3 separate regions of the Mus musculus genome follow, and regions 1 and 2 are each linked to region 3. The links are chromatin loops, found by intact Hi-C in ENCODE. Cell type or tissue: left cerebral cortex. All regions are shown on one strand.

Region 1 (8,000 bases), 76 kb after region 3:
ACTCATCTAGGGCCTCTGGGAGTGAATCATACCCTCCACCACCCAATTATCTACCATAAACATAGTTCAACCTCCAACTATTCTAAGCAATGGTTCTTTATAACGTCCATTCAAGGACTGGTTTCTCCATTAACATTGGACTGAGCCCGACCTCTTTACTTATCTTTTAAGAATCCCCCGTATTTTTCTCCTCCACCAAAGATAATCAATCTTAATGCACATTCTTCTGTAATGCAACAGTAAACAGTCTTGCAGAATCCGATCATAATCTTTATTCATCCCGAGCATGCTAAGATCAAAGCAACACTTGACTTCATAGTTTCTTGTAAGATGTTACACAAGTACAATGCCCTCCTCAGTTAGAACTGGTTGGTTTCTCTGTTCAGGACCAGCAATTCATAGGAAGTTACATTACCAGCTGTCAGGAGTTAGGAAGATAATTTACAGAAAGTCACTGGTGAGAAAAGTCAATGTGGCCTGGGCAGGCAGCAGACAGGCATGGGGTGAAAAGTGTGCGCTGCAGAGGTCAGCCTCAGGGCTGTGAGAGGACACAAGGCCACAGTCCGAGGTGCTCACGGTCAAGAGGGCTGACAACTCTTTCCAAGAGGGCCATGTGCAGCAGGAAAACACTTCGGACTTCAGAGGCCACATGTACAGCCATGGTCATTTAAGCTGGTAATGGCATTGAGCATGGTGGCACAAGTCTGTACTGCCAGTATTCAGGAGACTCAGACAGTGGAACTGCCTTTAGGAATGTGTCATATTTTTAACTTGGGGGTGTATTTTTGCTTATGGGTGTTTTGCTTGTATGTATGTCTGGGTACCACATGTATGCTGTGCCTGCAGAGGTCAGAAGGACTGCCATGATAGAATTGTGTGAGCCATCATGCAGGTGCTGCAAATTGAACCCAGGTCCTTTGCAAAAGTGTCCAGTGCTCTTCATCACTTAGCTCTCTCTCCAGTCCTCAGTCAGATCTGTGGAATTTTTAAGTAGCACATGAATGTACACACTGTGGAAACTGTTGCATCCTGTCCATCCCACCCCACCCACTTAGGTCAACTCCAACCCAGCCCTTCTACTGCAAGCCTCATAAACATACACTCTATGTAGTCACCTTACATTTTACCCCTCACCCTTCCTCTGCATGCAGCCCAATGGTAAAGGGCCATCTGGCACTATTGTAGAATCTGCCTAGCCTTGCCAGTGGCAGGAGCAAAGCGTACCCGTGATAGTCTTTTCTGCCATATCACTTTTGTCCCTTCCCCAGAGAAAGAGCCCCGAGTGAGTGAGTTGAGAACAATATTTTCAAACCATCCATGGTACCATTCTGTTTCTCTCCAATTATCATTTTAAAACAGACTGGGTGTTACAGCTGAAGCAGCAGCAGTTCCTTATTTGGGGACTGGTTTATAAACTGCAGGGTTGAAAATACACCCCAGCTCAGGGCTTTTTCTATAGCTGGGGATGAAGAAATGAACAAAGCCAGGGCCCCAAAAGACCAATATAGTCAGCAGCTGCCAGGGACAGTTCATACTTAGAATGGTTAGCTGGCTAGAGATCGGGTCTATTAAAAGACTTGGTTTCCTCTGCAAAAGTAAAGTTTGAATCCATTAATTCTTAACTAGAAGCTTTAGGGAGCTGGACCTGGAACATGAAAACAAATTAATTACAAAGCAGTTTTCCAAGTAAGGTCAAAGATTTCCACCTTAAAGTAAAATCTGCAAATCTAACCAGGCTTTTGTTTTGAAAAAATAATTAGAGCAAAAGAGCAATAGACTGTCTGCATGTCTCCCCAGACTGAGAAATGATTTCCCCAACATCTCACCAGTGGTTTTCATACCCACTCATTTATCCACATATGTTAACTGAATGTCTAGTGTGTGCTGGACACTGTTAGGTGCCAGAAAAACAAAAGACATTCTCGACTATGAGGATGTCAAACTGTGGGGGGAAGGATGTTTTAAATATGTTGAGTGATGTAACAGGAGTATGCACCTATCTCGGACTTGGGGCCATGACAGAGTAGTAGATATGGACTCCAATAAGTAGGTGGTGGAACTATGCAAATTAGACAGCTTGAAGCAGATAAAGAAGACGCTTCTGGAAAGTGAGACTAAGCTATAAGATAAGATATCCACTGTGTCTCAACACGTAAGAGTCAGAAACCAACCACACATCAGCAATCCAGAACAACAGTATGCATGTCAAGATCCAGTAAATCTAGCAGCCGTGCGAATAAGCCTGCAGAAACACATCAGGTGAGATACAAAAAGGCAGGAAGTCTGGGCGGATTAACATGGGTTAGTGATCTGGGATCATGGGCATGTAGTCAAGCTCATTTGTGATGATGGAGCAGGAGAAAGCCAAATCTTAAGGAAGATGAATTCCCATCTGTCGAGAGTGCACCATGTGCCAGGCATTTGGCTAATCACTTCCTCTAAGTTATCCCATTTCATTTCCCATCTGAAATTGAGAGGGCTGTTTACAGATGGGAAACTGAGCCTCGGTGCCCTAAATCACAGTGATGTCAGTGGCAGGGCCGGAACACAAACAGTAAGGCCTGGCTGAGAGGTCTATGCACAGTAAGTCTGCTTACTTCCCTGCTAGGAAGGCACGGTGGAAAGGTTTTGGCACCTGGGACAAAGTGAGAAAGTTCTGACTTCACGTTAGAACATACTGGCTGGGGTGGAGCAAGCACAGACTAAGAAAGGATAATAACAATCCAGGTGGCTTCCTCTAACTTCTCAAATTAGACTTGGTATGGCAGCTTTCACTATTTCTTTATTTTTATTTCGTTAACCCATCGAAATGGCCATTGTTGTACATCAGGAGTTCTGGCACCTCTGACATGGGCATCAAACTGATACACACCCAAGTAAAGGTTCTAAGTCTGAGGCCAGGTCAGAGGTTGAACAAGGGGAAGGTTAAGTTTACTCAGTAGCGGTAAGGAAGAATTGAGGACCCCAGGCTACAGAAGCCAAGCTTTCTGCCAGGATGAAATCCTTTCTACCACCAAAAGAACATCCAGCCCTGAGGTCGTGTTCCACATCTGCCATAGAGAAGATGAGCGGGGGAGGGAAGAGGGGGCTGGTGACAGGGGCATGGAGCAGGTGTGCACCTACTGTTAGTCCCATGTGGGATCACAGCTACGAGTCAATATTTTGTAAGAACAAAATGTAAAGGAAACATACAATAAATAGCAACTGTTTACAATACAGTGGCTTTGTCTGGGAGATCTGAAGAAAATCATTGTCAGAAGTCTGGATCAGATATTGTTTAACAGAAATGAAAGACCAGGCGCTCGGGAGGAGCAGACAAACAGAGATAGGCCCTTGAAAAGTGTTGGCCAGCTTTGAAAGATTACAAAAAAAAAAAAAAAATCCAAAGAAAAATAATGGCTGTTGCTAAATGCCATGCATAGGGCCTGACAGCACTGACCTGTACATGCAAATGTTGTCAAAATGCTAACGTCCTGTACATTTTACTTCATTCAAACACCAAATTTTAGGGGCTGAGTAGACAGCTCATCAGTTAAGAGTGTTCTCTGCTCTACCAGAGCACCAGAGGTCCATTCTCAGCACCCATATCAGGCTGATCACAACTGCCTCTATCTCCAGCTACAACACCCTCTTCTGGACTCTGGGGGCACCCACCCATATGTGGCATAAATACACAGAGGCATACACATAAAAAATGAGTCTTGATAAATAAATATAAAGGGCATTTAGCTATAAAAAACGGAGATCTGTAAGGGTGAGCATGTACACATATTCTTTCCTTTTTTCCTTTTGACACAGGATTTCACTATGTAGTTATGGGTGGCCTGGAACTCACTGCGCAGACCAGAGGTCAGAAAACAACTTATAGGACTCTCTTCTCTGACTTCTAACTCAGGTAGGCAGGCTTGGCATGAAGTGCCTTTATCCACTGAACCAACTGTCTCAAGTGACTCACTATAATCAGACATGTGACATTTGGGGCAAATATAATATCGTCAATATTTTCAGCCCCTTACCCTAGCCTCTTTGAGGATGAAATTCTACTGTTGCATCAACACCCACAGTGGTTATACCCAGCACCCTCTGCCGCTTACTGTTAGAAGTGTTTCCCTCTCCAGCTCTAAATGTGCCCACTTACGACTGACATAGGCTTTCCCGAGAGAGCTAAAGATGCTATGTTTAAGTCTATCGACTGAAAAACCATGCTAAATCTAATTTGATTCCGCATTTATCATCAACACCCTTCTTAGTCCCTATTCTTAATCTAGTTTGTCCAATATATTCCACCCAGAATCTATTACCCTTCCTTTAGTCTAATTTCATGGGGGGGGGGGGGTAGAGACCAGAAGGGGGCGCTGGATGCCCTGGAGCTGGACTTATCTGTGGCCTTAAGTCTCCGGAATCCAGCTGTGGTGCTCTGGAAGGGCAGCAAGCACCCTTCACCCCTGAGCCATCCCTGCAGCCCCTTCTTGGCCCACAGTGGTGACCTGACCTGTTAGGACAGTTAACCAGCTAACTCATGTCCTTTGCCTTGGAAACTGTCACCGGAGCCGAGGGTCACCTCAAAACCACGCTTGAACGTCGAGGAAGCAGCCACACCTAGCAACACACGCGCAGAGCACGGTGGAGGGTGATGAGCTCTCGCGAGAGCCCAACTCTGTTCTCGGGCAACAGACGGTGAGGGCGGGGCGCGACGCTCGGGCGCTTCCGCAAAGATGGCGGCGGCTGCGGGAAGAAGCGCTTGGCTGGCGGCCTGGGGCGGAAGGCTGCGGCGCGGGCTCGCGGCCGGCCGACGAGCTGTGCCGACTCGCGGCCCTCTCGCAGCGGCTGTGGCCGGGGTAGCCCTGGCAGGCGCAGGAGCGGCATGGCATCACGGCCGCGTGAAAGCAGCCGCGCGCGAGGGCTCCCGAACGGTGTCGGCGCAGGTACGGCTCAGCCCGGCCCCGCCCTCAGGCACCCCTGGGAGGGGGGCGGAGGCACAGGAGACCCTAGGCGCCTGGCACGAGCCTGGAGGGCCTGGGGGGTTCCGGGAGGAGGCGGCGGGAGGCCCCGCCCGGGATGCGTGTGGGCGTGGCTGGGGCACGCCTCTGCCCACCTGGTGGATGGAGAAGGGTCCTTGACGTTTGCGGGGGCTGGGCACCCCTTAGTTAGCCTGCATCGTTAAAGAGTTCCCTGGTCGCTTCTTTGTTGAAAAGGGTGGCGTCGACCTACTGTGTGAGCCACACACCCCCCCAGTCTAGAGAATATCAACTCTAAAAGTTAAACAGCTGATAGTTGCAGATTTTATCAATTCCAATGACAGCTGTTACATAAGTCGAAACCGTAATGTTTTAGTGGACCCCGCCTACGCGGCAAAACAAGTTTTCCTAAACCTGAGCTGTCAGGATGCAAATGTTAAGTACCCTACTTCAAGATGAACCCGGTCTTGTAAAACCTTGGAAAGTTTGAATGTACTCTCTAAGATTTTTATAGAGAGAGGCATTTCAGTGTTTTGGGTTTTAGGGTTTTTAAAATTAAAAGCAGTTTTTTATTTTCCTTATTTGCTAGGTTTCTGTTACCTAGTTCTAGTGGGAAAACTCAAGCATTAAAATACAACAAAAAGAAAAGCATACCTTACAGATTAAAGGTTGGTAACTGTTTGATTATTGAACAGTTTATACAAACATTGACTCCAACCTCACACCACATCAGAGGTGGAAAAAGCTACACAAGCATTATAGACTACTTTTTAATGTTTTCTGTGATTTGTTTTCATTTTATATGTATGAGTGTTTTGCCTGCGTGTATGTGTGTACACTGAATGCAGACCTGATGCCCAAATGCCATAAGCTTGCATTGGGCCCCTAGAACTAGAGTTACAGGTGATCCTAAGGGACCACAAGAGTGCTGGGAACTGAACCTGGGCCCTCTATAAGAGCAGCAAGAGCCCTTAACCACTGAGCCATCTCTCCAGCCCCAACATTTTTGTTCATTCTATGTCAACCAAATTTATTGTTCATTATTGGTTTTTCTGTTTGCATATTCAATTCCATCCTATCCAGAACCTTAGGTTAGTCCCCCTGTGGTATTTACTTTAACATCCAAAACTACTAGTGCCTAGGATAATAAACTCATGTTTTGTTTTGTTTTGTTTTGTTTTTTGCTGGTGTTGAGTTTCCAATATAGTAGGCAAGTGTTCTACTACTGAACTACATCCCAGCCCCCCACATTTAAATTTTTGTAATATAGAGCCACCTTAGTCACAATCCATGACTTGTTATTAACTCAAAAAACTTCAGCCAGTGACTCACTCACTATCTAGGAACCAAATTTAATTCCCACCCACATTCCCTCCACAGTTTATAAGCTGATTTCACCTCCTTTGAGTTCTAAGATTTTTCTCTGGTTTCCTTTGTGTTCTGGCTCCCTTCTAGCCTGTTTCCCTTTAAATTAGTAACTTCAGCTTATCATTCACACCAATGTGGTATTTTGAGCGTTTCCTCACTTAGCCTGCTCATTTTCTTTTTAACCTTCCACCTAACTAAAGAAACCCAAACTCATTATCAATTGTTTTCTAAGTTCTGTTGACACAAGTCGGCTTGGTCTGCTCTTTGGACTAATTGAAACCCCGGCTTTTCTACTTTCACTCCTACAGTGAGCATCCCTTCCTCTACAGTGGCTGAGAACTACTGCAGTCAGCATTACTGTGTTTTGAAATCTCCCCCTCTAGGGCAGTAATTTGAATGTATTTTCCTAAAAGGGGCACCTATTAATCCTTGGACACCGTTTGGTCACATGAGTGCATACAGCTTTCTTTTATGTTTATTTACTGCATATATGTGGATCTAGTATAATAATGAGACTAGCTTTCATTTTCATTCATCACACAAAATGACTTTTCCAATAAAAATGGAGAGCTTGTGTTAATGGTGCCCTGCTCTTTTCTTTTTCCCCCTGTGGTGGTTTGTGTGGGTCAGCAGTAGACATCCAGATTATAAAGCAGCTGGCAGGTTGTAACCCATCTTTCCATCATAACTATTGAAGTCCTGTGTACCAAGGCATGCACAAGGAGTGTTAGAAAGGCAGCTTACTTAAGTCTAACAGCAGAGGGCAATTTTAATCCAATATTGTAATGCTGGCTGCCGTTGAAGGGTCCTAGAAGAGCACCCAACACACTCCTGGTTTCCTGAAGGGATGAGAAATAAATGGTCATCCTGGAGCTGCTTGGGAGTCATTTGGCAGAAAGAGAGTGTAGGTAATTGGAATATCTGCTCAGAGATCTACAAGAAAGTTTAACTCAGCAAAAGTGTGAGCTATGAGACCAGTGTGTGCAGGGACCTGGAGTGTCATTAAATCACCTAAGCCATATTAGTGGGACTTCTTATCTTAAGGACTATAGGAAGCCATTGCAGGAGTTCTGTAGTCTTGGACACCTACCACTGGAACCTCCACCCTCACCCTCACCCTCACCCCCAGTCCCACAGGAAGCATTCTAGGTAGAAGAGGTAACTTTGTTTCCAGTACCCAGTGATTTAAACTTATCTAATTAGGAGTACAAACAAGGCACACTAGAGCAGCTGCTTAACTGCGGGTGGCGCCCTCATACTAGCTTGCATATGAGGCCATAACTGGGTGTGGGATTATAGAAAAGAAAAGCAAAAGCCAAGAATAAAAGGTTCTAAGCACCCAATGAGGGGGAAACCAAACATAAAACACACTGCATCGCAGGTGTTTGTAGCAGTACTCACTGGTGTTATATGTAACTTCCCTGGAACCTTGTTCTAAACACACAGTATCCAGGGTCTGAACACTTTGGCTTTATTTCCAGACAATTGTGTATAATGAATTGCAGTGGCTTTTTTTTTACTATACATACAAAGATTTCTGCTCTTACAGAAACATAGTGGTTTAAGAACCAAAAACAAAAAACAAACAAATCTACTGTGTTTCTACCATCATTTTTTAGTGTGTATCAAATTACTATATTGTTCATTGTATTGTGTTTAAATATTTGATATGAA
Region 2 (8,000 bases), 130 kb before region 3:
ACACAGGTCAGTAATGTACTGTGACATGATGTTACAGCACTCACAAGTCACTAGGCAGTGGGGATTGTCAGTGCTAACATAGTCACCACCATATAGACAGTGGGTCACTTATTGAATCTTCTTCCAAGGACCATGTAAAGATGAGTCATACTTCTCAGAAGTACTCAACAGTGCTCCCTGTCTTAGTGGCCCTGGCCTTCCCCATATGGTTCCCATAGCTACCTCGCTCTGGCCCACCTCCATCAACACAACACAACACAACACAGCTCAACTCTCCTTGAGTCTACAAGGGGTGTCACCATTCAAGAGACCACCCTGAAGGAGGAGACCAGATAGCTTATGACCTTGAATGCTTCCTCTTTAGTACCTGTTTCATTTATACTATTTGCATAAACAAATGACCTTTTGTACTGAAGAGCATGTATTGAAACAAAGGAAGATTCATTCCAGATACACAATTCATGTTGCGTTACAGATCTGCCCTATGGTCTCCAAACAACTACCTGAAATAAAACTGCTATCACGACATTAACTACAGATGGAGGTTGTCATAAAGTTGTTTTTGTTTTCAATTGACAAGTGTGCCATAAATCAAGCAGGATATAGCCATATACTCCTAGCATTCTTGTCTCCAAAAGTATTAAATATTATATATGCATAATATATGTATGTGCATATATATGTATGCTTGTGGATTCAGAGGGTGACTACAGAGGAAAATAACATCAAAATACATCTGTGAAAAGGCAAAGAAAGCAAATTGCCTTGAAGGAGACAGGAGACAAGGGGACAAGGGATGTCCTCATCCAAACACCTTCTTGAAAGTCCCTAGGTGGTAAGGAAAAGCCAGAAGCTGGCTTTCTAAGATTCTAGTGGGTCATCTCACTATTCAGAGCACATTTCAAATTCTTCTGCAATACCAAGTGTGGCCAGCACTGCCCTCAAGACACCTAGTAATTCTACCTTTCCCTAAGAATAGGTAGCTCTACTTGCCATGGTAATAAAATCAAGTGGACAGAGTTTAAAGGGGTCTCCTCTAGAACTACGGGTCCCCAAGGTGACACAAATGAAAAAGACTCTCAAACATAATTCCACTGAAGATCTGAAAGATGTTTCCTTTCTCATCATACTAGTGACTATAGCAAAAAAATAATAATTTTAGCTTTCCATCAACTTTTACGCTGATGGGTGGGCAAGATGGCTGAATGGTGAGGGTCCTGTGGACAGTTTAACAGGATAGTTTCCAATAGCCAAACAGCTTCTCATTTCTGTCTGTTTAATATTCTGCCCAGTAGCCATTATTTGTCACATTTTAGAGGTAGGAACACTAAGGAGCTGGGTCCCTAATTCCTTTCAAGGTCACAAGTGGAGGTGGGACTGGGACTTAGAAAAGACCACTCCCAAACTCGCACAGGCTCCCAGGAGATAGTCCCGTTTATCAAGGACATGAACCAGGTTGAGGCTCATTCTGCTTCCTAGAAACTGGGAGCACATCAGGAAGACATGCAGGAAGGAAGCCATGAGGGCACCTGCCGGTCTTCCTGCTTCCCACTCTCTGGGCAGGGATTAACCAAGGGTCAACAGCCATACATTTACAAAAGAAATGCACACAAAGGAGAGACCATTCCGGTGGCAGGGAGATGGCTCAGTGAGTTGAGAGTTTGACAGGACAGTGTGCCCAGCAGGTCAGAAGCTACCTAGGTGGGGGGAAGAAGGCAAGAGTAAATGGCAAATGCCTAACATTCCCAGGAGAGCAAATACCACTGAAGCCAACTAAAAACCCTAATTTTCATTAACTGCCTTTTTTAGCAAAACTGTTACGCAATCAACTCCCTTTACTCTTCGGTGGTTGAATCTCAGTTCTCCTGTGCAGATAGACGGTTGCCTTGGCTAAGGTTTCAGAGCACTCAAGCCATATCTGTGTATTCCAGAGCAGCTGGCCAGACCCTAAGAGCAAAGCTCTATCCAGGAAGCCCCTCCCCATCCACACTCTTCCATCTCACCATCCTTTGGTACAAAAGAACATTCAAACTCTTTTCATCTGCTAGTGCCAAAAGGTCCTCACTGAGTCACTTCTGAGTCTCATCCCTTAAGAACATGAAACAGCCACCTCCTGAGACTGGCCGTCAGCTAGGCTATCATATTCACTTTCTTACAAAGTCTCTAAGGCTCATGGTTTGTTAAAATGTCTTCATTTAATAAGAAAGACATCTGGAGAAAGTTTTCAAACTGTCACTCTGAAAAAAATCATTTCATTAAATGAACCACCTCAGGCTGTAAGCAGATACAAGAAGAATAGCAATGATGGCAGCCGTGATTGTTCATCCCTATAATCCCAGTCCTGAAGAGACTCCGGCGCAGGAGGATGGCTTTGAGTTTCCCACTGAAGCTATAAAGTGAGATAAAGTGAGACCTATGTGAACCTACACATATAAACTCACACTCTCTCACACACACATACATACATACCAGAACCTTAGCCAAGCTAACCCTCTGTCTGAATAGGAAGTCCCCTTCTTCATGTCCCCAAATGTAAGCCCAGCTATTTTATAGTCACCCACACAGGGTAAAGAAAGTGTAAGTGGGACTTATACTTTTGAAAGCCAGCTCTTTGCCTGTGGCAAGTCCTCTAAGAACTAAACAAGAAGGGCAGAGCCAAGTACAAAGGGAGACAGCCAGTAGGAGGAGCCATCTGGGCCACTTAGAAGGCACCCACATTGCTGAAGAGACTTAAAGGTAACTTGCAGTCATCCACACAGTGAACACTAATGGACGGCACTTGTCTACTACATCATCAGAGTGCACTTGGCTGGGTATCTGAACATTTAAAATGTGGTGTACCTGGATTTTCCAGAAAAATAGGCAAGTGGTGGCCAGATAGAGATAAGACGATATATGGGTCAAGGGTCAGTCAATAGACCAGATTGTCTGCCACCCAATACATAGGTAGAGGGTTAGTTTTAAAAGTCAACTCACGCCAGGCGTGGTGGCGCACACCTTTAATCCCAGCACTCGGGAGGCAGAGGCAGGCAGATTTCTGAGTTCGAGGACAGCCTTGTCTACAAAGTGAGTTCCAGGACAGCCAGGGCTACACAGAGAAACCCTGTCTGGAGAAAAACAAAACAAAAAAACAACAAAAAAAGTCAACTCACAGGATTAAACTGTAGATACAGGAAAAGCCTTAGTTAAGGAATCATCTGTGTGATCAAAATTGTGGGTGGGTGGATGGATGGATGGATGGATGGATGGATGGATGGACAGAAGGAAAGATAAGGTATGTCAGGCATGGTGTCATCTTCACACTCAGGAAGTAAGGCAGGATGTCTTAGAGTTTGAGGCCAACCTGGGTAACACAGCAAAGTCCTGCCCCTCTCTCTCTCCCTCTCTCTCTCTGTCTCTCTGTCCCTCTCTCCTCCTCCTTCCCTTCTTCCTTCTCCCTTTTCCCACTTTCTCATAGACACACATACACACAGTGAGGGATCAGGGATTTAGTTTAAAATCAGCTCACATGATTATCAGGTCTCAGGAGCAGCTAGTCTGAAAGCCACGGGGCAACTATAAGGCTGGAATCTCAGGCAAGAGTTGATGCTGTAGGTTTGAGACCAAATCCCATCTTCACTCAGCATCCTCAGGTCTTGCTCTTAACACTTTTCAACTGATTTGATGAGGCCAGCCACATTATAAAGGTCATATAATGTCCACTGACTACAGCTGTCAATCAAGTAACAAAATACTTTCACAGCAAGATCTATACTAGCATTTAACCAAGTACCTTGGCTTCTCAATCTAATCAATATGACACATAAATTTAAGCATCACACATGGCAAAAGTATCTTTTTTAAAAAGGAGAGGGTGACATGGGACAATTCCCACATCCCAAGCTGTACCTTGCACAAGGCAAGTGAAAAATGGGAGAGACAGGAGATGTGATAATATGTGAAGTTTCTTCAAAAGAACACATAGGATTGTCATGGTGGCACATGCACATAATTGAAACATGCAGAAAGCTGAGATATAAGGGTCTGAAGTTCAATACTAGCCTTGGCCACACAGTAAGACTTGATCAAAAGCAAGGAATGGACAGGGAGGGAGGGAGGAAGTGGGAGGGAGGAAATGAAGGAGGGAGGGAGGAGGGAAGGAGGAAGATAGGGAGCGGAGAGAGAATAGGAATTCGATGTTGGAAGTCATTTTCTTTGGTCTCAGGGTGACCAAGGCATTTCCCTGGCACTTAACAGATATTCATTTCAAATGACCATGAAAACTATTGTCCAAGCACAGAGCTGCCTCTTTCAGTTTAGTCAAAAAGCTGACCTCTGACCAAGCAATTACATCATGGCCTTTACATTTTCCTTGGCAGTATTTTGACCTCCAACATCTAAATCCCCTTAAATTTCAACAGAGGCATCAAAGCCAAAGGCCCGTGAAGTGCTGTTTTGTGCAGGAGTCTGGGCTGAGCAGTGCCATCCCTGGGAGGATGGGTGGGCGGTGCACAGAGCTATACACACATGCAGATGCATTGATGCCTTAAAAAACCGTGTGAACATTTTCATTCAGTTTAGGCAAACTTAAATAGAAGCTACTGAAATATATATGTATTATTCCTAAAAAGAAAAGCTGCAGAACAGCGAAAATGCCTTATTATCCTAAATTAGCTGCGAAAATCCCTTCAGAGACTTGACAGGAGGGAAAAAAAAAAGATTTTTCAAGGCACTGCAGAAAAGAAAATCCAAGATAAGAATAGTCATACAATACAAGTCTTGTTTCATAACACATTCACACAGCCTTTCAATACCTGGCAATTACCACACAGGAAAAAAAGATGGAACTGAACTGCTAGGAGGAAGATGAAGGACTAGGGAGAATTAATGCAAACATTTAAAATTGCTCTAAGAAGAATGCTAGTTAAGATCGCTCAGGAGATTCCTTGGGACCTTAGGCCACTCTGGCCAGAGAAACAGAAACCCTAACTGCAGATCTCCTCCTCCTCCTCCTCCTCCTCCTCCTCCTCCTCTTCCTCCTCCTCCTCTTCCTCCTCCTCCTCCTCTTCCTCCTCCTCCCCCTTCTTCTTCTTCTTCTTCTTCTTCTTCTTCTTCTTCTTCTTCTTCTTCTTCTTCTTCTTCTTCTTCTTCTTCTTCTCTCTCTCTCTCTCTCCCCTCCAAATTGACCCCCCAGTCTCACCCCCAGCTCTATAACAGACTACCTGCTATGCCTGGCCCCATGTAGTTTTTCTCCTCCATCCTTCCTCTTCATTCATCCTGTTATCCCAGCCCCCAAGTCTAGCAGGCATTCCCTGGGAACAAGTCTACCAGAGGAGTAAGTAGGCCAGCTAAGCAGGTAGGCAAGCCTCAGGTCTTCACTCCCTCTACTCTCCTCCATATCCAGTCCCCAGCTCTGTAGAAGACTATATGTAGGGCCTATCCTCACACACTGCTGCCCCCATTCCCAGGGGATTAAACAGATCTTGGTGGAACACCCTGCTTTCCTTCCTCCTGCAGGTTCCTCAGTCCCTGCTCCTAGCCCATCCCCACATTTTACTGAGAACCAATGGAGGCCACACCTAGCAGGATCCCAGGAGAATTCCCTACTAGGCAACACACAGCCAACACACCTTCCAAAGAATTAGAGAGGGTAACAGAAACCAAGAAACAAAACACCCATACAATAAAGACAAGGCCAGATATCAGCACCTAGAATTACAATCTTCCCAAACCCAGATACTCACATACCAGTATAAAAACACAATCAATAATAGCCAGGATAACACAACTTTATTAGAGCCCAGAAACCCTACCACAGTAGACATTAAGAATTGCAACAGAGGGCTGGAGAGATGGCTCAGTGGTTAAGAGCACTGACTGCTCTTCTGAAGGTCTTGAGTTCAAATCCCAGCAACCACATGGTGGCTCACAACCATCTGTACTTAGATCTGATGCCCTTTTCTGGTGTGTCTGAAGACAGCTACAGTATACTTACATATAACAATAAATAAATCCTTTTAGAAAAAATATCCTCTTTATAAAAAGAGGAAGAGAGAATTGCAACAGAGCTGAAGCACAAGACAATGACTTTAAAACAGTCTTTAGTGATATGAAAGCAGTGTCTAAAAAGGAAATGAGTGAAATCCTTAAAGAAATTTATGAGAATATCAGCAAGTAGTGGAAGGAAGTGGATAAAACAGTTCAAAATCTGAAGATGGAAATAAAATCAATAAAGGAAACCCAAGCTGGGGAAAATCTGGAAATAAAAAAATTTAGGAACTCAAACAGAAATCTCAGAGCAAGTCTCACCCACAGAATACAAGAAATGGAGGACATTGTCTTGGGCATTAAAGACAAGATTGAAGAAACACGGATACCTCAGTCAAAGAAAATGTTAAATCTAAAAATTCAGGGACAGAACATCCAGGAACTCTGGGGCATTATGAAAAGACAAAATCTAGGAATAATAGGAATAAAGGAAAGAAATGAAACATAGGTCAAAAGAGCAGAAATTATTTTCAACAAAACCATAGAAGAAAATTTTCCTAACCTAAGGAAGGAGAAATACTTTTTCTCAAAGTACAAGAAGCATGCAGAACACAAAATAGACCGGACCAGGAAAGAAATTCCCCTCCGCATATAATAATCAAAACAGTAAATATACAGGATACAGAAAGAATATTGAAACATACAAAGTAATAATAAAAGCCCAGACTATTAGACCCAGCAAAACTTTCAATCATCACAGATGGAAATATCTATCTACAAATCCATCTGTACAGAAGGTGCAAGAAGGTTAAATTAAGGAGATTAACCACACCCAAGAAAACAAGGGAAATAAATAATCCCATACCAGTACATCATAGAGGGAAAAATTACACACACACACACACACACACACAGAGAGAGAGAGAGAGAGAGAGAGAGAGAGAGAGAAACAGAGACAGAGACAGAGACAGAGACAGAGACAGAGACAGAGACAGAGACAGAGAAAAAGAACAATCCTGAATAATAAAAGAACTGCATTACAATCCTTAATCCCAAATTGTACTACAGAGCTATAGTAATAAAAACAGTATGATCCTGGCACAAACTTGACATGTTGATCAATAGACTTGAATTGAAGACCCAGACATAAACCCACAACCTGTAGGAACCCCCAAACAACCCAGGCTATTGTCAAGACTATATAGTTTACCCTCTGAAAACTAATGGCAAGAGCCCCATTTCTGGAGACAACACCTACACAACTCGTTGAACATGAAGACATCGAGCTGGTGCCTACATAGAATATTCACCCCTACATTCTATTATCTTTGGCACAGGAAGGTATTCTACATGCTACCAAAGGAGAAACATAAACACCAAACCAGGCCACAAAACCTTGGATCAACAATGGTGTCTTACCTACAAGATATGCTAAGCCTATGGTGGCACAAAGCTTATGGGTATAATCAACCGGTTTTGACTTAAGGCCCACTCCAGGAGATGCAATCTATACCTGACACTTGATGACCAAGAACATGAGACTATCGAGTCCAGGGACCTAGGATAAATGAAACACTAGTATTCTTTTTTTTTAAAGTAACAATAAAATGACTCTTAATGATGTTCTGCTATACTCATAGATCATTGCCTGATCAACCATCATGAGAGAAGTGTCCTCCTGCAGCAGATGGGAACAAATACAGAGACCCAAAACCAGTCATTAGACACCCAAAGAGAGAGAGAAAGACCTTGAAACAGTCAGCTCTATATGAGATGTCTCTATCAAATCCTTCCCCTTAGGGCTCAGGGGACCCTGAAAAGAGGAGGTAGGAATAGTGTCCTTTTAGGGATTCCTGAGTATGCAGACAGGTGGGTCTCTACATTTATTATCTGCTTCATACGCCTTTCCTTGCACTCTTTTCTTCTGTTCTTGGGGATGCTATTGTTGTTGTCATTGTCATTGTTATTGTTGTTGGGGTGTTTTGTTTGTTTGATTGATTTTGTTTTGTCCTATTCTGATATTTGATTTTTGT
Region 3 (8,000 bases):
CTCCAGCAGGTCAAGTCCTCAGCTGGTGCCAAGCAAGTGCCTCCAACTGCCGTGAGGTCAGAGCACTCCTTACACTAATCTGTTGACCTGTGTGAAGCTGAGTAACCAATATGGACAATACTAGATCAATGACAACCTGCGAGACTCTTCTATAGAGATGGGATGTTTCAAGATCAAGGAGAGAAGAAAAAGAAGAATAAAAAGAAGGAAAGAGGAAAAGGAGAATAATGGGTTAGCCTAAAACCAACATTTTGGCCTCTCTCTCCTAGCACACACAACCTAGATGGCATAGGCTCAGAAAGGCCACAGTAAGGAATAGTAATTGGGTTGCAGATCCTTTCACTTCCTCCATAAAGAACCATTTCTATAAGGACCACTCAGGGTCTCGTAGAGGCTGATAAGGCAAATGGTCACACACTTCTTCTGGAACAGTCCCAGATTAGGTCTCCCTCCTCCCAGTCTCATTAACCCCTGTGTCATTAACCACATGTTAGTCCACCCTCCTAGAATCCACTTATGCTGTGCCTCACCTCTAAAGCCAGCCATAGGAAATAGGAGAGCTGACAGACAGAAGCTCTAACCCGTGCCCTCTTCAGATCAAACAACAAAAACATACAAAGCCAGTATTGTCGGCTTCGTTGACCACCATAACGAGATCATAGAATCTTACAATTTGGCTACAGGACATAGAGAATTCAACCTCAAACCAACCAGGAAACTTCTATTCTACTGGCTAGTTTTCATGATGATAAAAGGGGTCATACAGACCACTGGAGAAGAATTATCAATGGTATCGCCCTCTATGCTACACTACTACAGACCTGCCAGGTAAGATGATCCCACGAGCACAATAGTGGTATAACCATTATAGGAATAACCAACTTCTCTCTGCTTGGACTTAAGGCATGATTCACAGGAGAGAATTCACACCTGATACTGTAAACCTAGTCAAAAGCCTGTGACTGGCACTTTCACAGGCCCTGGGGTAGAATCTGCTGTGGTGATTTTGCTAAACTATCCTGTTGTCAAGTTGCCTTTTAAATAGTCATGTCTGTACTTCCTCTCACTTTGGTTTCTAACCAAGGCTTCTTTTTTGCAATGGGAAACTGTTAACTGAAACTGGGAGACTCCTAATTAAATTGCTTAGAATAAGTGACTATGGATGCTCATCCCTAAAGGGGAGGGACATCTATATCACCGCCACCTTCTCCAAAGTTCAGAGAACACCTGGAAAAAGAGGGTAGAAAAAAATATCAGAGCAGAAGACTACGAGGTGCACTGTGAGACAAAACATGGCTGTCACACTCAAGAACTAGTAACAACTAAGGTTACATGCCCAAGACTTGCACAGGATCAAGCCAGTCAATGCCCCAGCATGGATGAGAGAAAGGCTTTGTAACCTCCCACACCTGTGGGGACTTGGCCAGTTGACAGTGCTAATGGAGCAAGAGCCATTTTTCTTTGAGGGTGTGGCTGCTGATAGGTTGCCCAGGTTTCATTAGATAGCCCCATCTCCAAGAGTGTGTGTGTGACTAACTAGACTCAGAAAGAGAAAAAGGAGGCAGCAGCCACAGCCCCCACCATGAAGTTATGGGACCTGTGGAAAGCTTCCGGGGCAAGTCGGAAGAGGGAAATAAGAGGTAGATATGATCAAAATTCATTGTATAAATATATGCAGTTATCAAAGATTAATATGCAACAGCACAGTGGAGTAGCCAGTGGTCCAGCAACTCCACAAACTAAGGCAGAAGGAGCTTAGCTCAACAGTTCCAGGCTAGCCTGGGCATCAGGGTTACTCCGGTGACTATGTTGAAGAAGAAACAGGAAAGTGAAGAGACTTAGGAGGAAGTGAGAAGAAATGGGGCGAAGAAAAGAAACGGTCCAGATTCTACAGAGAAATACCGCATGAGGCTGTCAAAAGACAAAGGTGAAACTGAACATGGTGATATTGGCCTGTAATCCCAGCATCTGGGGGCTGTGGAAAGGTGGACTAGTAGTTCGGGGCTAGCCTGTGCTACTTAAGACCCTGTTTCAAAAGAGGGTGGAAGGGGTGATTGAGCCCCTCTCTTCCACAGCTTCCTGATTATGCACACTAGCCACCTGGGGCTCCAGGGGGTCTAGGAATACCTGAACCAGCTTGAACAAAACTAGGTTCCCTTAGGAAGTAGCAGTTGAATGGATATCCAAGCTTTCTGCAGTAAGTTCAAAGGCCGCTCTGAATTATGAAGGCTTTTCTCTGTACAGTACTGAAAAGCCAAGGCACAAAGAGTTGAATTTTGTCTTTTTCTGCAAAACCCTGAAAATAAGGTTTAACTTTGTTTTATTATTATTATTTTAATCACGCCAGTATCTTTCTCCCACCTAGTACCACCAGCATCTGAAACCCTACTCCTTTAACAGGCCAGGTCCTGCCCCTCAAATGGCTTACCAGCAGTAGTGTCAATCTAGGGTTCTAATGCCTCTTGAGTCACCACCCCTGAGGCCAGCAGGTAGGCCTGCTTCAGCTTCCACAGGCCCAGCGTTCACTTTTTTTCATTACTCTGCACTGCCTACTTTATTTTTGTTCATTGTCTTAACAGCTATCAAGGCCAGAAAGCCCTTCCAAGTGAAAAACTCACACTTGCTTCCCAGATCATCACTCAGAGACAGGACCCCATGGTCCCTTCCTCCCAGCTCCCATCACCCCCAAGGAAAAACAAAGGGCTCCTCAAGGTCCCACCTTCAACTCCCCGGCCCGGCTGCAGCCCCAACAGCGCTGAGATTCCCGCACCCCCACATCCCCGGCCCGGGCCGCAGCCTTGCCCCGCCGAGCTTGCCAGCAGCGGCAGTCACCTGCGGCGGCTCAGGGGCGGCAGAAAGCATTGGCCCAGCACGTTTCCTTCTGCCTTTCCTTTTCAGGTAGAAAACGCACCTTCTATTTTAATCGAGGTGTAAACCCACCCCACCTACAGCTACTCTAAAACCCAGGGAGAAGTCGAAGTCCCCCGGGAGGAGCCAAGGAGGCGCGGAGGCCATGGCTGCGGGGAGGGGGTGGAAGGTGAAGCGGCAGTGGCGCGGGCGCCAGGTGCGCCCCGCAGCCCCTCCGCCCCGCCTGGCTCCGGGCCGCCAGGTCCTAGCGCCGCCGTAACTCCCTGCGGGCGGGGCTGAGGAGGCAGGGCGCGGAGGCTCCCGGCACACGCACGGCGCTGCAGAGGTTGCTAATATTGGGACCTGCCGCAGAAGCAGCAGCGGGAGACCGCGGCACTGCTGTCACCCCGGGGGCCCGCTTCTCACTGCAACCGGATGAAAGACTTAAATAACCCTCCTTCCCCACCCCCACTGCGCACAGCCGCCCACTCAGCTCCATCCGAACGAGGGTGAGTGGCACCGCCAAGAACCAGGCGCGCCCTTCCCCCCGCGGCAGACACCGGGCCGACCTGCTATACTTGCACTGGGGGGTCCCCAGCATGGGCCGGGGCTTCCGCTTCCCTCCTACCAACACCCCCCCCCCCCACACACACACACACACACACTGTGCGGAACCAGAAAGTAGAGATGTCACTTCCTTGGCGACACATTCTCCAACCTCTAGGATCGGGGCGGGGTGAGGAGGTTGGGGCTTTTTGTTTGATAGTCTGGGTTCTGCGGCGGGCGGTACCTGCAGTCCTTCTTCGCTGACCCCTGAACGCGCGCGCTCCCCGCCCTTGCATCCTAGCACAGATACTCAGTATCTGATGTATCAAGTGCGCGTGGCAAACGTCCTATCTTAAAGGTGACTACTGCATTTTTAAAAAGAAAGAAAGAAAAGCTGGGAGGTGGGGGCGAAGGTACGTGGAGGGGTCCGAAGTGTGAGGGCTATCCAGTGACCTGGGCCCAGTTCTGAAGCACCCCGGGTTGGGACCGGGAAATGCACACAATAAAGGTGGCTTTGGCTGGCCGCAGCGCCCCTGCAGCCCTGCGCTCCGAGTGCAGCCGGCCTTCTGCTCCTGTGAGACTAGATCCGGATGCCTTCCCTAGGCTAGTGGTTAACAATAGCATGCCACCCCCTGCACCGCCTGCGAGGCCCTTTGTCACCCCCACCCCCACCCCTGCTACTGTGGCCTCGCCTGGCCAGGGGCCCCCGACCCACCTCCCAGACCCAGCGGAGCCCTAGGACTCTCCCAAACCCTGCTGCGCGCTTCAGAAAGAAGGGGGTGACCCTGCGTGAGACCGCAAAGCTCAGTTCCAACCTCCAGTCTGTCCTCGTCCCCGCCACCAACTCTCCGGCTGCGGTGCGCACCTCCAGCGGTTCCCACACCGCACACCACCACCGCGCTTCCTCGGGCGGCGGCTGTCAGCGCCACCAGACCCGCACTCACACACAAAGAGAAAGCAAGGGGACTGGACAGGGGCAAAAAAGAAAAGTCGGACACCCGACACGCGACCAGAAAGGTGTCGGTCCCTGTCCTCCCTCCCCTGAACCCCAGCGGTCCCCGCAGTACGGAGGGGCGCACAGGAGCACCGTGGAAAGGGAGTTAGAACCCGAGCGCTCTTAGGACCGCGCGGAACGAGAGCGACGCGGGGCCGGGGGCTGAGCCCGCACCTGCCGGCCCGGAGCGCGGGAGGACCGGGCTCCAGCTGCCCCGGGCATCAAGCGGGCTGCCCGGGCATCAAGCTGGCTGCCCTGAACCCTAGGACACTCGATCCCCGCCGCCACCGGCCTCCCGCTGCTTGGCTTGCTCCAGAAACCCGGCTCCGTAGCAGTCCTTAAGGTGGCCAACTAGACAAGCACTCCAGTAAAGTTTAGTCTTCCCTAGCGACAGGCAGGCAGCAGCGGCGTTTACTTACGGGGTGGTGGGAAGATAGTTAGGTTAATCAGGTTAGCATTCGAAGGAATAATCGCAGCAATGAGCTACACTTTCTGTTTTTAAGCAGCGAGGGGGACACAAGTCAAGTGGGGAAAATTGACTGGGTTCACTTTTGAGCCCAGCCTCAGTAGTGAGCCAAGGGGGAAACCCTGGGCCTCAAGAATCTAGACTATCTTCATCCAGGCCTGGACCCTCCTCACCTCCCGGCAACATCCACAGACCATGAAGCTAAACACCTAGTTTAGATTTCGTTCAACATCTGGCATTAAGGCATGAGGAAGAAAAATCACCACAGGACTTGGTTTTACGACCTAGTCTAAGTGTTGTCAGGTGGGTTCACTCAGGAGTTAACTCCTTCCAACAGTCTGGTTGCCCAAACTGTGGATTTATTTTTTCTTTTTTTTAAATAAGGGGAAAAACCTAGATTCCACACACCCCGCCCCCGCCCCAACGCCAGGCAGAACTGTGTTCGCTGACTTAGCACTGCACCACTGAAGGTGCCCCGCCAGGCACGTGTGTGGAGGCACGAAAGTGGGCAGAGTCCCCACCTGAGTCTGCAGCCTTCGGTGCTGAGTCACAAGTACCCTGCTCGGAACGTGAAATCTTCGGAATGCCCTTTAAAATGAGCCTGCAGCTTTTGCAAGCGCACGCAAACACTCACACCAGAAAGCCACTCAGGAAACCCACACAAGGCTACACGCTGTGGAAATTAAAAAGCGGAGGTTGGGAACCAACGGATGGAAGAGCCGGCACCCCTAGTGGGATTTCCGCCCCCACTCGGGTCAGTTTCCCCAGGGGCTTCTGCCCCGGATGTTTCGGATCTAAAACACGACTTCAGTGCTTCCCCCAGATCACCCAGCAATCTTTGCCTGAGAGATTTCAGACCAGCCACCGGGAATAAACGACACGCTTAATTTACAATTCAGGCAGAATGCTTATTAGAGGAAAAGGGAAGGGAGAAAAAAAAACTTAATTTGAGCAAGATACCAGCTACCTACAGGAAACTGGATGCAGTTTAAAGTTCTTAGTGGTTAAAGCTTTAAACTAATGGAAATGGGTCCGTTTAAAAAGAAACTTCTTAAACCTTATCGTCTCACATATCAAATGAAAAAACTTGGGCTTTGGGTTATATTCATACTCACACTCACACACCCTCCTTTAAGAAAAATAAAGAAGAAGAAAAAGAAAAGAAGGGCCTTCTGAGGGTGAAGTTGCACCAATGCCAGACGCAGATCTGCAATTCCGGAGGCTTTTTCCCCTCCCTGGGCTGGCAAGATACTCAAAGATGTGGGGGGCAGGGGTTATGAATATGAGAATATAGCCCTTCGAGCATCCCCGCCTAACCACCACCTTTCTGGTAGTTAATAATCTGACCGTGTCAGCGCGTGGACAGTGAGGGGTTAAAGGCATACCTACCGAAGCGGCTGTGGTCTTTCCTGGTTCCCTGGATAGTACCGTTGGGGAAGATCTCTAAATGAAATCCAGTCCTGCAGTACAGCTGCCTCCGCCTGAGAATCCCCTTTAAATGATCCAAGTCCGTGACTGCGGGGCCCCGGGGCAGCCCCCCTGCTTCGGACTGACCCAGGTGGTCACTTAGCAACACCGGACTGTCCACCGGCAACACCGGTACGTTCCCGAACGGTACCGCGTCCTGCACACCGAAATAGCTCCCAACTTCACCTAAGGGAGCCATCAGAGGACTCGGCTTTTAAGCACAAGAATAAACAATAATGATGGTATCAACCAGGAGACACTAGGCGAGGTATATCCAACTCCCCTCCCTTGCCGCAGTTGCAGACAGAGAGGGAAAAAGGGTTCTTTTCTTCAATCCATCCGATGCATAAATAAAAGTAATCGGCTGTTTCTCTGGCACAGGTTCAAGGTCAAACCACTGATAGTCTAAGAAGCCACCACTTTATACTCACACACTGACATTGATCAACACAGCTATGCATCGCTACATATGGAGCCTCGACTCTCAGCAGGCAGAAAGGTCTTCATCCCATCCGACCGTAATAAGGGAAAAAAATCCGTAGTTTCTCCATTTGCTTAGAGATCAGAATGACCATAGCAACGTAAGTGCCTGGGCGATATTACAGGGATTTTTAAGATGCTCGGGCTACGTCAGAATTTACGGATCCTGACTCCAGAAAGGCATGCGCTGTTTTTACTCTCTAACCGACTCTGCAGACATCAGCATGAATCCTTCAAGGGGAAAAAAAAAATCTCACGTTGGCGGCGGCGACAAATCTCTCCTCCCAGTCCCTCCTCCAAAAAATAAAGATAATATAACAAAAAGAAGGGGGAAAAAACTTTCGGCGTCCAAAGCTAGTATCCAGAACGCTGCAGAGGCTCTGCGGAGGTCCAGCGGCTTGCAGTGAGGCGAGCGGCAAGCGGCGGGCGAGGACCGCGTCCCGGAGCTCGCGTGCTGCCCGGGCTGCCGCGAACAGGTGTCGCCGCGCGGGCCGCGCAGCGCCGTGGCCGCGGAGCGCTCCTCCTGCGCAGCCCCCGCCGGCGCGCAGAGTGGCGCAGGCGGCGGCATTGGGCCGGGTTTAAGGTAGCGCGGCGGCCGCCCCGCTCCGCCCGGTCCTAGCGCCCGCCCTGACGCTCGAGCCGCTCTGCCGCAGGCCGGGCACAGGCGGGCAGAGCGCGGGACTTCTCCGGGAGGACGACCTAGGAAACCCGGCTTTAGAGACGCCGGAGACGCGGTGCCAGAGACGGGAAGCAGCAGCCCGAAGACATTCGGCCACAAGAAATCTAGCTTGCTAGAGACGCAGGGTCAGAGGGGAACTGAGAAAGCAGTTTTCGCGCGGACTCTGTAACCTTGCGTCGCATTATAAAATAGACTGGGAGGGAAGGGTTGGTGTAGGGAGCTTGGTTGGACAGGGCAGTTTCTCTTTCATTCTACAGCCAGACTTACAGACGCGCAAACAATATTGCAGGTAAGACAGTTGGGTGTGAGTCAGATTCTTCTCTCTCTCTCTCCCTCTCTCTCACTCTCTCTCTCTCTCTCTCCCTCACACACACACACACACACACACACACACACACACACACACACACACAAAACACACACACTGGTGGGCCCACACTCGGGTTTGTTAAGGGAATTCTGGTTCGCATCTTTGAGTTGTTCGGGTCCTGCCTCCCCCCAGGTTCCCGCGGCTAGGAGCA

The links. Peaks named below come from ENCODE experiments on the same cell type or tissue, not always from the same donor. Only the 100,000 strongest peaks of a DNase experiment are listed, where the experiment ranks them.
Region 1: a loop joins it to region 3, with 14 times the contacts of the local background. A loop is called at or near these places in 2 of 42 quality-filtered maps.
Region 2: it touches region 3 in a loop (10-fold over the local background); 6 of 42 quality-filtered maps call a loop at or near these places.

What each region holds. Positions count from the first base shown.
Region 1 is chr14:57,995,955-58,003,954 of GRCm38, reverse strand. Micu2 (mitochondrial calcium uptake 2) reads left to right here and starts at 4,693. Exons shown (of 12, transcript NM_028643.3): 1 at 4,693-4,925. The coding sequence starts at 4,716. 3110083C13Rik (RIKEN cDNA 3110083C13 gene) reads right to left here and starts at 4,643. Exons shown (of 2, transcript NR_166770.1): 1 at 4,493-4,643; 2 at 250-975. In left cerebral cortex, CTCF peaks have their summits at 4,187 and 4,387 (motif pointing right); DNase peaks (open chromatin) are centred at 1,354, 2,388, 4,646 and 6,336; H3K4me3 peaks cover 1,247 bases; H3K27ac peaks cover 885 bases.
Region 2 is chr14:58,199,561-58,207,560 of GRCm38, reverse strand. No RefSeq gene overlaps it. Among named protein-coding and RNA genes, the nearest start is that of Gm33321, 97 kb to the left of the region's middle. In left cerebral cortex, a CTCF peak has its summit at 932; a DNase peak (open chromatin) is centred at 4,551; H3K27ac peaks cover 240 bases.
Region 3 is chr14:58,071,575-58,079,574 of GRCm38, reverse strand. Fgf9 (fibroblast growth factor 9) reads right to left here and starts at 6,889. Exons shown (of 3, transcript NM_013518.4): 1 at 6,243-6,889. The coding sequence starts at 6,519. In left cerebral cortex, a CTCF peak has its summit at 3,937; DNase peaks (open chromatin) are centred at 5,464, 6,331, 7,045, 7,329 and 5 more places; H3K4me3 peaks cover 5,671 bases; H3K27ac peaks cover 4,325 bases.